Linked DNA regions of Homo sapiens: region 1 is linked to region 2. A link is a contact called in ENCODE Hi-C or POLR2A ChIA-PET data. All regions are on one chromosome and are shown on one strand. The core of a region is the stretch at or near the end of the contact, and the rest is flanking DNA. Distances in the headings are between cores, read along the strand shown.

Evidence for each region. Hi-C counts contacts between places; a loop is a spot of excess contacts on that map. ChIA-PET counts read pairs that join two places held with the same protein, here RNA polymerase II (POLR2A). Pooled maps may share reads with other maps.
Region 1: a pooled map shows a loop between it and region 2 (2.5-fold over the local background). The contact joins the enhancer-like site here to the promoter of DERA in region 2. A Hi-C loop is called at or near these places in 1 of 50 pooled maps. POLR2A ChIA-PET finds 5 or more read pairs at or near these places in 3 of 52 experiments (Caco-2, GM12878 and HepG2).

What each region holds. Positions count from the first base shown.
Region 1 is chr12:15,627,563-15,631,915 of GRCh38, forward strand. EPS8 (EGFR pathway substrate 8, signaling adaptor) reads right to left here. Exons shown (of 21, transcript NM_004447.6): 18 at 3,880-4,102. Among named protein-coding and RNA genes, the nearest start is that of EPS8, 160 kb to the right of the region's middle. RefSeq lists an enhancer at 1,693-1,837 and a cis regulatory region at 1,758-1,771. Within about 2 kb of position 2,394, at least 22 of the 41 ENCODE cell types and tissues checked have a DNase peak (open chromatin) inside an H3K27ac peak, as active enhancers do.
Region 2 is chr12:15,909,806-15,913,831 of GRCh38, forward strand. It overlaps DERA (deoxyribose-phosphate aldolase), which reads left to right and starts at 1,527. Exons shown (of 9, transcript NM_015954.4): 1 at 1,527-1,609. The coding sequence starts at 1,579. RefSeq lists enhancers at 1,217-1,961, 1,962-2,705 and silencers at 1,385-1,444, 1,465-1,814.

The DNA of each region.
Region 1 (4,353 bases), core at 1,144-3,643, 280 kb before region 2:
CACATTTCAATTAGTAGAATAATTTAGCTAGAACTGGATCTTCTGACTTTCAGCAGAGGGCTGTTTTATAGCCAAAGTCATTAAAATCACCTTTGATTAACTTCCCTAGCTACTCCTTTTTCCTAGCCATTTATGCTAATGGAAAAGATGTGTGTGTATATGAACATACTGTCATGACAAAAATAGGAAAGGCATAAAAGTACAGGAAGGGGAATCATGTGTCTGTGTATTTTAAAATATGTGTGTATATATACATAGGTACATTATGTTCGTTGTTTGTTTTCACTTTCAAGAAATAAGAACAATCTAATTAAGTTGGCAAGTGACAATAACCTGGTCACTTAGGGAGCTTTTTGTGACCAATGTTCTATGATTTTTCCCCCCTAGGGAAAGGGTTTTAGAAAGTGTTTGGTGCCCCTGGGAAATAAGGGAAAGTGTGAATAGTTAGTGTTATTTCAGTCTAATTTTTTTTAATGCCTCAAGTATCTAGGAAATCTTTTGAAGTAATCAAAAAAGGGGAAAAGGGGAGGGAGGGAGGGAGGGAGGAGTAGGGGGTGCTAGAGAGAGTAAGAGAGAATACTATTGATTGTTACATTTAAGTATACATTATGTGCATTTCATTAGCTACCTTTTAAAAAATCACTACAACAAACTGTCAAACAGCATATGAGTGCATCTCAAAAGAATAAAAAATAAAATGTATCACCACACTAAAAGATTTGGTTTCTCATCTGCTGACTTAGTCAGTATATCAATCATCACCAGTCCACAGCATAGTTTTCTTCCAGGAAGGACAAAAAAACCTCCACCTAACATGTTCCTGGGCTTTTGCTTTCCATTTCCAATGTTCTAACACACAACAGCAAACCAGAATAACTTTACACCTTTCTAAAGTAACACTCTGATTACAAAAGATTAAATTCGAATAAAAGGACTACCATTTCAAAGGAAATGGGAGAAATACAAAGCAACTAAAGTTTGGCATCTTAAAAGCGATAAAAGGAGAACCTTTTGGGATCCTGCGATAAAACAGCCTGAATAGCTTCTATGACACAAGGCTTCACAGTTATTTTGAATAGGCAACACACAGACTTCCACAAAAGGGCTTCACTCTTGCCACTTGCTACGTTGTAAAAACAGGCATGTTGGCTTTTTTCCCCTGTTCATAGCTGCTACTTGATAGATTTCTATGAGTATTTACTTCCTAGTTCCTTTCATTTTATTTTTACCAGAAGTTTAGGCAGTAAGCAGAGAATGTGGGTAGATGAGTAGGCATATTTTGAGAGAAATTTGGCTATCAATAAACACACACTGAAATATGTGCTACTGTCTGGTTCTAAAAGAACATTAAGCCCCAACATTCATTCAGAGAAAAACTGTTCTGCAATAAAGTTATCAAGAAATATTTGTTTTATAAAAAGAAATATATTTATTTAATGCCAAACTGTATTTTTGAGATATTTTAAAAAGGAACTTACATAAGTTGCAAATATATTGTAAGATTTTTAATATTCTAAGGAAACAAGTATGTGTGTTAATTTTGGGAGAGATGTTTATATTTTATACACCAATGCCACCCTTTTACTTATGAAAAACAGACTTCAACATGATGAGTCACAATTATCAGGAGAGTTCTCTATCTTTAAAAGTATGCAAACTATGCCTCTTTCCCACTAGGTTATTCTTGGTTTCTCAGCGTGAACAAAGAACAGACTGTCCTAACCCACACACTGCTCCAAATGGGGACTGGAGGCCGATGAACTTTGATCCTAGCTAGGCCTGGATAAAGAGTCCCACCGTGTCAAAGATGACTGTGCTGACGTCTCTACGGAGGGAAATGCTATAAACTTGTGGGAAGAATAAAGAAGAGAACAGTCATTTCTAAGAGGAAGTTTTCTCCTTAGGGAACTCAATAAAAATATTTATAGAAATTTCTCATCTTAAAACTATGTCTTTAGTGTATTTGAAAAAGAAAACTCTTTTTAAAAACTCCACATAATTTTAAAAACTTAGTAGCATATTCTATTTTATTATGGTTCTACACACTCACGCACACAGTTGTTTTTGCTGTACAGAAAGAGCTAATCACTTTTCCAAAACTTCATTTTTCCTTTAGTTTCCTGGCAAGATAGATATGACAGTCATTTAAATTGGACATACCGTGGGAGAAAAATTAATGAGTAAAAGTAGGCTTATGCTTATTGCATTTAACCAGAATTTTTAGAATTGTTAAATAGTAATAGTTTTAGTGTCTTTTTTATTTTTTATTTTATCAAGAATGTCCACAACTGAACAGATGTGGCAATAACTTACTGACGTGAGAAAAACAGTAGGATGAAAATGGGAGTGAAAGATTCAGCCATTTAGTTTTGAACATAAATAGAAAGCATCCAATCTCAGCTATAAAGTTAATAGTTCCATACTGGTATCTGGATGTCAGAGATGAGTTTTAATACGATGACTAATTTGGGAATCATTCTTTTCCCAACAATATAAATAGTATTGAAAGAAATGGAAATAGAATGAACTACAGTAAAAGTATGTTTATGTGGAAAACGAAGGCAGAACCCTAAGAGAGGCCCACATTGAGGGAAAGATAGATATCCATCTCTCTCTCTCTGTCTCTCTATCTCTCTCTCACTCACACACACACACACACACACATACACACACACACTTCATATACTTTTGTCATATTGGGGAAATATGAAATATCTTCATAGCTCTGGTTTTCCAAGAGTTTTTACACATCAAGTATAGGTAAAGCCAAGTAACTTTATAATACGTTTAAAACACCAAATTTGGAGATTAAATTGACATGCCATATACTACAAGGTTAAACAAAATTTATCTTAAAACTACCTTCAGTTTTCAAAATATCTACACTGCTATTCACCAATAATACAAATAAGGATAATCCAAAGTTGGTCATAGTGTCTTTTTAGTTTACTTAAATATGGTTTTCATAGAAACCATTTATATGAAACATCAAATTTCAAGTTATGAAAATATGGCACTGAAGTGTAAGTCACATGAAATTTGAATTTGGAGGCTAAATCTGAGACTACTATTGGCAGGTGATTATATTAACATAGTGTGATTGTGCAGCTACTGTGAATAGCAAACAAGAGGAAGAGAAGTAGGAAGGTTATGATGATGATGATGATGGCGACAGCAGGATGTAGTTAGTGACTGCATATTACGTGTCATACAGGGGTCAAAATCAGTCAGGGGTTTTCAACCTCAGCACCATTGATATTTTGGGCCAGATAACTCTGTTGCTGGGGACTGTCCTGTGCATTGTAATTGTTGCTAAGTGTCCCTGGTCTCTACCCATTAGACATCAGTAGCATCCCCCCAGTTTTGACAACCAAAAATGTCTTCAGGCAATATCAAATGTCCTCAGAAGGATGGAGAAGAAGACAAAATCGCTCCTGGCTGAGAAGCACTGAAGTAGATGCTTTCTATGCATTATCTCATTAAATCCTCACACTTATCCTATGAAGCAGATACTATTATTTTTCTCCACTTTTTAGATATTGAAGTGCTGAGAGGATAATTAAATCATTGAAGGTCAGGAAGCTGGCAAGTGTTGTTTTGGTATACAAATTCCAGGATGTCTGGCTCCAGAGTCTGCATTCAATTATCATAACAGATTGGAAAAGGAGTAGAAAGGCATGCATTAGAGAGTGGAGAGAATACTTCCTGTTTCTCAGAACTACGTAGCTGATGAGAAACCAGGTGAAAATCTTTGCAATCTATTAAGTACCATGCAAGTATAAAGGACTTTAATACAAGTAGAATCAGCAGTAAACAATATTTTACTTAGTAGTGCTTTTAATTTGCAGAAGACATTTTTTGCCTCCCTGGGAAACTTACGGTCCACCGGAAGTTGTTTGTGTCTCTGGCTGTCTCGCACGATACTGCCACCACTGTCACTGGAGCTGCTGTTTTGACGTGTTATATTTGCTGGGACCTTTGACACAGGAACAGGTGCTGGAGTGGAAGGGGGAAGGGGAACAGGAACAGGAGCTGGTGTTGGAGGAGGTGATGGAGCAGGGGGAGTATCAGCTGGTCTTGGGCCATACTCCATCCTTTGTTTCTATAAAAAGACAAATAATTAACTTAAAATTTAAAAAATATAAACCTAGGCTAGGAAAACAAATTATACTTTGATAGGACATTGTTGGCTATTTTTAAACTTACTTGCAAACCCATTACTCATTTATCTGTAATCCTATATGGTATAATGACCATTAAAAATCATATTTTAAACATTCTACATAATTTGTTCAAAGTCAAAACATTAGTTAAGGAGTCACAAGGCTACGTCAATAGCAAATAGTAGTATTA
Region 2 (4,026 bases), core at 277-2,776:
ATAATAGCTAGGATAGGGGCTATTTGAACAATATTCATGGTTTTCTATTATCAGACATGATTATGATTATGTTTTTGTTGATTCATTGTGGTCACAATGGCCTTGGCTGATGCTGTGCTGTGAAATTGTATACGTTTAACCAGGGAAAACCATGGTCCAGTTGTGAGTTTCAGGCCAGCTCCAGGCTTTCAGGGCCTGCTTTTCTCTTTTTCAAGGTTAATATAAAAAAGAAAAGTGCTATAGTATGTATGAGTAAGATCTACACACATCCGAAACATTCAACAGTGGCTGTGTGTGGACAAGGCTGAAAGCTCAATGTAGAGGAGTATACAAATATTACTATTCCTATTTAAAACAGCTCAGTAATTACTGTGTGAACTTGACAATAACATTAACAGCTTCCATTTTTTAAGTATCTACTGTATGCCATGTTATGTACTAGGTGCCTTGCATACATTCAACAGCTTTGCAAGGTGAACATATTTTGATCATCTCCACTTTACAGGTAAGTAGACAGACTATTATTTCCAGAACTGCCAAGTTACATTTATTAAATGGAAGAGCTGGTATATTAATGGGTTCAGCTCATTTTGAGCTCACTGTATTTCCCCTATACCAGGATGCCTTTCTATTCAGAACTTTGATGTCTAAAGTTACAGCAATGGAGATAAAATACATTATTGGCAGGATTGTTCAGAGACTCAAATGCTATCATACATCTATATATGATGTATGAAAGCACCTAGCACAATAACTGGCTCATGGTAGACAAATCATAACTAACTGTACTGTTTTCATAGCAGAGGTGCCTCTAAACGTGAGTACAGATAAGTTAACTATATTGAGATTGTGGAGTGACTCGACGATTTTAACCTCTTGGTCACAGAGAAATCAGGCTGAAGCATTTTACCTTTATAGAATCATAGTATTTTGAAGAACCAAGAAATTGTCAAGGTCTTCTTTTACAGATGAGAAAAATGAAGCTCGGAAAAGCAGTTAATTTGCCCAGGGTCACACATTTAATTATTGCCCGAGCTTGGCTAAGAAACCAGGTCTTCTGACTCCTAAGCCCTTGCCTTCTTCAGGCCACATAGCTGCTTCTTTTCATGATGTGTAGATTAGAAAAGTCAGTGTGCCCCGGGGCCCTTGATTGCACCTTGGTTTCCCTAACAAGGATATGGGATCCCTGCTGACATTTCAGACCTTAAGTTGCAGAGCTCTGCACTTGGATCTTCTTCCTTCTTGTTATATAATCTTACAGTTAAAAGTTTCTAGGAATATTTTTATTACGTGCAATTGGCAACTTCAGTATTTTTTAAAGGGTGTTGGTAGCATTATTTCCGGGAGCTACTTAGCGCTCCGGTTCGGTACCTCGTGGAGAAGACGGGGGAGGGGAGCAGCGAGATTTCCTTGCGGAGCAATATTCCTAGGGTACAGACCTCGTAGCCCGGGCCCGCGACTCCGCCCCGGGAGCGGGCAGGGGCGGGGCGAGCGCTCCAGCTGGCGGGAAGGAGGAAGGGCCGGGCGCGGCGCAGAGGCGGGCGCCTACCAGCCGGCAGCTCCGGAGCTGCCCGCGCCATGTCCGCGCACAATCGGGGCACCGAGCTCGGTAAGGGGCCCGCGGGGCTCCCCATCCCCTCTCCCTCGCGTTCAGCGCCGCCGGGACTAGCGCGGGGCCTGCTGCCGCCCAGTGCCCTGGCTGTGGGTCCCCGAGGGGTTTTCGCTGGGGCGGGAAGCAGTGGCGTCTGGTCAGCCCTCACCCCAAGTAAAGGCCGAACCCGGCACGTTCGCGCCGCTTGTCTTTGCACCTAAGCTTTTACTCTTGTATGCGGAAGGAGTAGGAAAGGGTTAGATTATTATCTTCCTGCCTTTTCGTTCACTCTAGCTCGCTGGTTGGAAAACCCAACAACCCAAAAAACAAAACCCAAAACAAACAACCCCCAAGCAGGTAAAAACAGATAAAAACCTTCTTTCTCCTCCTTTTAATAGAATACTTGTGTAATTTAATGCAGTATTTCCGTAGATAATTTTAACCGTAACCTTGAAGTGGCCGTGCTCGTGGAAAAGTTGTCAGCCGTCTGTGCTCAAAATGTAACACTGCAGATTCATGGGATTTTAGAGTTACAAAGATTTGTTAAAGTACCTGTATTATTTCCCAGTTTTCATCTTTTTTTATATTGTTCAAATACTGGCAAGAAACCTTAGTTCAGATTTCTTTTTTTTTTTTTTTTATTGATCATTCTTGGGTGTTTCTCGCAGAGGGGGATTTGGCAGGGTCATAGGACAGTAGTGGAGGGAAGGTCAGCTGATAAACAAGTGAACAAAGGTCTCTGGTTTTCCTAGGCAGAGGACCCTGCGGCCTTCCGCAGTGTTTGTGTCCCTGGGTACTTAAGATTAGGGAGTGGTGATGACTCTTAACGAGCATGCTGCCTTCAAGCATCTGTTTAACAAAGCACATCTTGCACCGCCCTTAATCCATTTAACCCTGAGTGGACACAGCACATGTTTCAGAGAGCACAGGGTTGGGGATAAGGTCACAGATCAACAGGATCCCAAGGCAGAAGAGAATTTTTCTTCAGATTTCTTAACATGTGAAAAATTTATAATTCAAACAGCAAAACCATGATCAAGAGAAGGTTTAAGCGTCTCGTTTAAGTATTATAGCTTGGATATCTGTGTATCCAGGATCTTTAACTTCTTACCTGTGTGACTTCGGACAAATTAATAACTTTGCGCTTAAGTTTCTTCATCTGTAAAATGGTTATTTTAGTGGTAGTTACCTTATAAGGCCGTTAGGAGATTAAATAGGATACATGTAAAGTAGTTTGGTATATTGTGGACACCTAGTAAGTCTTCAGTATAGATAGTATTAGTATATGGAGTTATGGTTTTAGGGGCTAATTTTGAGAAAATTGGCTGTAAATTATATGTAACACATACAGGTAGGTCCTTTTCGCCCTCCTTAAAAGTGACTGGTACTTAAACAGTCTGCACTTCCAAGAGGTGTTCTGGATTTTTTGTCGAATGGTAAGAGAGTAAATCTATCATTTTAAAGACAGTTGATTTACTAACCTGGTTGATTTTGTTTTAGTCACTGTCCTCTAGCTGATTATGTTTTAAACTCTAGTCCTATCTCTGGAACGTGGTCTTTAGTAATAACGGCATTATTTCTTAGATTGGAATATCCTTGAAGGTGGTGGATATGGGGCAGGTTTGGGGTGGTGTCTTACCTGGGTATTCCCAGGAATATGACCATGTGACTATGCATACATCAAGGATGTGCCCTAAATTTCCCAAAACTTAGACATTTTAAATTTTTCTTTCAAAAAACATAATTGAACCATTTTTAAATTTATTTATTTGCAGTAATTAGAATCAATCACTTCCATTCATTTGTTGAAAAGTAATAGACATAAATAATTGCCAGGTAGAACAATAGTAAATGTGGTTTTTATGCAGCTATCGAAATGATCATAGCTTTGTATTTATTATCTTATTTGTTAAAATCAGATTTTTTTCCTTCACGGGTATTAATCCTTAATCCAAACAGGTTTAAACTGAAATGCTAAAATAAGTTATTTGAATTAGGTACTAGGGAAAAAAATCTTTCAGTATTAATTTATGCAGTATATTAACTGATGATTTTTAAAATAGTTTTCTAATTGAAAGTCTTTTTAATAAACATCGTAACTAATTTCTAAAATAAATTAACATTTTTGCTTCCCTTTTCTTATTACAAAAGGAATTCATGGTTATTGTAAAAATTCTAGAAAATACAGTTAGCACAAAAATGTTGTAATATTATTACTAGTCCAATCACTGTTATTTATGATTTGGTGTATGTACTTCTAGTTCATGGACTTAAAAAAACATTGAGTTCCTTTGAGACTAAACCTGACCCTCATGATTAAAAAGTCTTTAAGGAAAACATTGGCATTTGGATGTATGAAAGATGTTTTCCAAATAGGGAATGTACCCTCTAGCTTTCATATTAGAGGATGGGGCCCAGCATTCTGAGTTTTAACA